2 separate regions of the Homo sapiens genome follow, and region 2 is linked to region 1. Evidence: chromatin contacts called from ENCODE POLR2A ChIA-PET data. All regions are on one chromosome and are shown on one strand. The core of a region is the stretch at or near the end of the contact, and the rest is flanking DNA. Distances in the headings are between cores, read along the strand shown. Region 1 has its middle 12 kb from the start of LINC02569. Region 2 has its middle 50 kb from the start of MUC22.

The links. ChIA-PET counts read pairs that join two places held with the same protein, here RNA polymerase II (POLR2A).
Region 2: POLR2A ChIA-PET joins it to region 1 with 10 read pairs in WTC11. The contact joins two enhancer-like sites. POLR2A ChIA-PET finds 5 or more read pairs at or near these places in 4 of 52 experiments (WTC11, activated B cell, activated CD4-positive, alpha-beta T cell and 1 more).

The regions. Positions count from the first base shown.
Region 1 is chr6:30,526,652-30,529,521 of GRCh38, reverse strand. No RefSeq gene overlaps it. Among named protein-coding and RNA genes, the nearest start is that of LINC02569, 12 kb to the right of the region's middle. Within about 2 kb of position 1,446, at least 22 of the 41 ENCODE cell types and tissues checked have a DNase peak (open chromatin) inside an H3K27ac peak, as active enhancers do.
Region 2 is chr6:31,058,806-31,061,675 of GRCh38, reverse strand. It overlaps the pseudogene HCG22. Among named protein-coding and RNA genes, the nearest start is that of MUC22, 50 kb to the right of the region's middle. Within about 2 kb of position 1,360, at least 2 of the 41 ENCODE cell types and tissues checked have a DNase peak (open chromatin) inside an H3K27ac peak, as active enhancers do.

The sequences.
Region 1 (2,870 bases), core at 197-2,696:
GGTGCCTGCCACCACGCCTGGCTAATTTTTTGTATTTTTAGTAGAGACGTTGTTTCACCATGTTGGCCAGGCTGGTCTCAAACTCCTGACCTCAGGTGATCCAACCGCCTCGGTCTCCGAAGTGTTTGGATTACGGGCGTGAGCCACCGCGCCGGGCCAAGTTCTTCCTGAGGACCCAAACCCTAGACACTCAAACCAGTGGTCTCTCTGTCTCTTCTGCACCCACTCCCACCATCGTGCCCTGGACCTCAACAGGGGTTATGCTGGGTGAGAGGCTGCTAGATGTTTAGAGACACTGAAATCCAGGGCATGACTGTGGCCAGGAAGAAAACAAGGGCAAGAGAAAGATGCTAGAGATAAACTTCCTTTTTCTTTATTCTTCCTAAGGATGAGTCCAGCAGCCAGGTCCTGGGTGACTTTGTCCATTTAGGCACATAAAAAATGGACCAACATGGAAATGTTCACACACTCCCTTATTAGATGAGTTAGGTTCACACAGAAAAAAACAAAAAAAGTTTCCTAAAAATTGTCACCACTATGATGATGCACTTGTTCTGTGTTTTTGTTTTCTTGTTTTATTTTGATTCTTTTCTTTTTTTTTTTAAGAGACAGGATCTCACTATGTTGCCCAGACTGGTCCCACACTTCTGGGCTGAAGTGATCCTGCCTGTTTCCCAAAGTTCTGAGATTACAGGTGTGAGCCACCAACCATGCCTGGCTTTTTTTTTTTTTTTTTTTTTTTTTTTTTTTTTTTTTGAGACGGAGTCTTGCTCTGTCGCCCAGGCTGGAGTGCAGTGGCACAATCTAGGCTCACTGCAAGCTCCGCCTCCTGGGTTCACGCCATTCTCCTGCCTTAGCCTCCTGAGTAGCTGGGACTACAGGCGTCCACCACCACGCCAGGCTAGTTTTTCATATTTTTAGTAGAGACGGGGTTTCACTGTGTTAGCCAGGATGGTCTCGATCTCCTGACCTCGTGATCCGTCCGCCTCGGCCTCCCAAAGTGCTGGGATTACAGGCGTGAGCCACCGCGCCCGGCCATCTTAATTCTTTTATGGACAGTGTGAAGTAGACATTTTAACTCCATGGTAGAGGTGAGAAAACTGAGGCTTAGTAGCAATGCTTTAATTGGAAACATTTATTCACAAATAGATAAGACTCTAAAAAGAAAAAAAAAGTGATTCATGCGATTAGTCCCCACTTCTCAGGGAAAACCCTACAAAACACCCGAGCTGCTGGCTACAAATGTCATGGGTTTATTTAATTTTCCACGTGGTTGTTTCTCCCTGGCCAGTGAACATTTCATTTAGCAGGGAGGCTGGATCTGGCCTGCCATCTGGCTTTCGTGGTGCACTTTAGACTCTGGAGTTTGACAACAGCTGTTGCACAACCATGCCAGGAGGCCACCAGTCTTGGGACAATGGTTTCTCATTAGTTTGCATAAGGTAGAACAGAAATAGTAGCTGAGGGAAAACAAAAACTTTAAATAATTTAGGGATGGGATTTTCCTGGATGAGTCACATTTTAATGAGTATATCAATGATTCATTATGTATGAATGTTATGATGTGTGCAGAAGTTATTTCTTTTTTTTTTCTTTCTTTTTTTTTTTTTTTGAGACGGGGTTTCGCTCTGTTGCCCAGGCTGTAGTGCAGTGGCGTGATCTCGGCTCACTGCAAGGTTCACACCATTCTCCTGCCTCAGCCTTCCAAGTAGCTGGGACTACAGGTGCCTGCCACCGCACCTGGCTAATTTTTTTTGTATTTTTAATAGAGACGGGGCTTCACCGTGTTAGCCAGGATGGTCTCCATCTCCTGATCTCGTGATCCGCCCGCCTCAGACTCCCAAAGTGCTGGTATTACAGGCGTGAGCCACCGCGCCTGGTCTATGCACAAGTTATTTTTATCAGCTCTAACTGTCCTTAAGACCAAGTATCAACATGAACTCAACATAGAACCAGACCATCAAATGTCTGCATTACAAATTGTTAAAGCATCATTTTCAAAAATAATTAAGCATAATTAGTCATATTGCTCTCACTTGAAAGTATATAATTAATAATGTTATAAGGGCAAAATATTCTTTTTTCTTTTTCTTTTCTTTTCTTTTTTTTTCTTTTTTGAGACACAGTCTCACTCTGTCGCCTAGGCTGGAGTGCAGTGGTGCGATCTCGGCTCACTGCAACCTCCGCCTCCCGGGTTCAAGCGATTCTTGTGCCTTAGTCTCCCGAGTAGCTGGGATTACAGGCACCCGCCACTACGCCCAGCTAATTTTTTGTATTTTTAGTAGAGACAGGGTTTCACCATGTTGGCCAGGCTGGTCTTGAACTCCTGACCTCGTGATCTGCCCGCCTCGGCCTGCCAAAGTGCTAGGATTACAGGCGTCAGCCACCGCGCCCAGCCCTATTATTTGTATTTTGAATAAAAATTGTTATTTAAATTATTTTTCTTTATCATATCTTCTAAAATTTCTAATTAAAACACTTTATAATGTGCATAATGTATTGCTACAAAGCAACATACAGTTTAAAAAGTAGGGAAGATTTTTTTTATTTTTTATTTTATTATACTTTAAGATCTGGGGTACATGTGCACAACATGCATGTTTGTTACATAGGTATACCTGTGCCATGGTGGTTTGCTGCACCCATCAACTGGTGATTTACATTAGGTAGTTCTCCTAATGCTATCCCTTCCCTAACCCCCAACCCCCCCACAGGCCTCGGTGTGTGATGTTCCCTGCCCTGTGTCTGTGTATTCTCATTGTTCAACTCCCACTTATGAGTGAGAACATGTAGTGTTTGGTTTTCTGTCCTTGTGATAGTTTGCTGAGAATGATGGTTTCCAGCTTCATCCATGTCCCTGCAAAGGACAT
Region 2 (2,870 bases), core at 111-2,610, 530 kb before region 1:
AGGGAAGGGGAGACTAGAGCTGTTTCTGTCACGTTTTCCTTCAGGTAATAATCTTGAAAATCCCCATAATATAAGCATTTCCTGGATTCTATTGATGACCAATATAAAACCAACATAAAGCTAATAGAAATGATTAGTCTTTACAATTGCACAGCCTAACAAGAGTAGAACGAGAACTGTCTTAAAATTTAAACGGTGCATTTGCATTAAGGGCCCAATAATCCCGCAGCTGACTGAGAGACTGAAGGTCTTGAGAGAGCTTGTACAGAGACGATCCATGAAAGAAGGAAAACATCAAGTGGCAAATGAGATTTGAGAAACTAGGCTGTAGCAATCACTACAATATTAATGTTGGAGCGAAGAATTCTTCAGTAAAGAAATATCATGCATTACATTAAACTACTGCTGTTACTTCTAACGTTATTGGAACAGTAGAGCTATAAGCATAAGGAGTTTATACTTCATTTTCTGTTTCATATATATTTACGTTTAAGCCAACATGGCGAGTTCTCAAAAAATCTCTTTTCCAGCCAGGCACGGTGGCCCACACTGTAATCCCAGCACTTTGGGAGGCCAAGGCGGGTGGATCACCTGAGGTCAGGAGTTCAAGACCAGCCTGGGCAACATGGTGAAACTCCATCTCTACTAAAAATACAAAAATTAGCCAGGCATGGTGGTGCACGCCTGTAATCCCAGCTACTCGGAGGCTGAGGAAGGAGAATCGCTTGAACCCAGGAAGTGGAGGTTGCAGTGAGCCAAGATCGCACCACTGGACTCCAACCTGGGCAACAGAATGAGACTCTGTCTCAAAAATATATATGTATCTTTTCCTTTAAAGGTGTTTATCACATAAGTCTGAGAAATATTGGTTTAATATTTATTTAATCAATCCAATTTTTTCACTTTAGTATTTTAATTTATTATTCCGTGTTTCCGACTCTGTATCATAATACTACAATTCCATTATTTAACACTGGTGGTGATGCTGCTCATAGTGGCATCAGTAGTGAGCAAACAATAATCAACTGTCTTCACATATCTTTGATTCTTTGGTTTTTGTCCTGAGCTCCTCACAGAGCTGTTATATCCAATGCCCCGGCCTTGTCTGTGGTCTTAGCCATCATTCATAGGTGCATGAATATGGTGCATTTGCATTAAGTAAGGACAAATCTCTTCTTCTATCAGGCAGGGCTTTTCTCTTAGAGGTTAGGTCTGGACTTCGTGTCCTCATTTCACACCGCGATTGACTAAGATGAGACTCATTTATTTGCTACGGTGGCCAGTCCCACACAGGTGCTCATACATACTTGCTGAATGACCAGTTGACTACATCCTGTAAATGTGACCCTTTGGCCTGGGTGGTAGGAGAACGCGGGCATAGTCCTCTTAAGAGATAAGTTGTATCCTTCAGCTTACAGGTAGACTGAGATAGACAGACTGGGAGACGTAGAGTGTTGAGCTCATGCTAGGCACTGAATAAATATTTTGTTAAGGCCAGGTGCGGTGGCTCATGCCTGTAATCCTAGCACTTTGGGAGGCCAAGGCGGGTGGATCACCTGAGGTCAAGAGTTCGGGACCAGCCTGGCCAACATGGTGAAACCCTTGTCTCTACTATAAATACAAAAATTAGCCAGGCGTGGTGGCATGCGCCTGTAATCCCAGCTACTAGGGAGGCTGAGGCAGGAGAATCACTTGAACCTGGGGGGCAGAGGTTGCAGTGAGCTGAGATCGCGCCACTTCACTCCAGCCGGGGCAAAAGAGCAAAACTTCGTCTCAAAAAAAACATTTTTTTTTTTTTTGGTTAAATGAATGAATGTAGAGATATGTCCCAGACAAAAACAGATAAAATTTGCTTTATTGATTTGATCAGACTTACCGAATATCTCTTATACCTGAGCTGTGTGTAATTCCTCAAAACCTGGTAGATAGGTAAAGGCGATTGTCCAGAGGAAGTAACCAAGGTCAGGCAGAATTAGGAGACACTCAGAGCAGATGGGCATCCTTCTGAGTGTCCTCCACATGCTTATTCCAGGGGCCAGCTGCCTTCCTCATGTGGTGGTCCCAGGGCTCCAGACTAGGGCGGAGGAGTGGAGGCCTGAGGATACACATCATGCTGTATAGTCTTGCAGAGGCGGATGAGGGGTCTCCTTTTTCTAGAACCAACTGTAGTCACTGCTGGGGTCCTCTTTATGGTGTACTGTAGTCCATGACATGGGGATGATAAATAACCCTGGTGGATGGATTTAATGGAGGCAGGAAACACTCTTTCTAGGGAGGAAGAAAATGGTTTGGTTTTAACACTCTGTTCTTCTCTTAACCCTGGTGGTTTGTAATTTATCACTTCTGCCCAGCCTGTTTCCCTGGCTCTGGGAGTCTGCTAGATGTCACTGTTTTCTTCAGATCCTGACACTGACTACTAGAGATCAATACTTGCCAAAAATGTGGACGACATTTAGGGGGAAAAAAAAGCCTTTTGTTTTTTTTTTTTTTTAGATGGAGTCTCGCTCTGTTGCCCACGCTGGAGTGCAATGGCACGATCTCAGCTCACTGCAACCTCTGCCTCCCGGGTTCAAGCAATTCTCTGCCTCAGTCTCTCAAGTAGCTGGGATTACAGGTGCCCACCACTATGGCTGGCTAACTTTTTTGTAGTTTTAGTAGAGATGGGGTTTCACCATATTGGCCAGGCTGGCCTTAAAGTCCTGACCTCGTGATCCACCCACCTCGGCCTCCCAAAGTGCTGGGATTACAGGCGTGAGCCACCGCACCCTGCCAAAAAAAACTTAAACCTTTTTTGTTTTTTTTAAAACAACTTAAAAAAAACTTAAACCATTAAAGTTTAAAGAAAAAAGCATTTTGACAAATGAAACTTG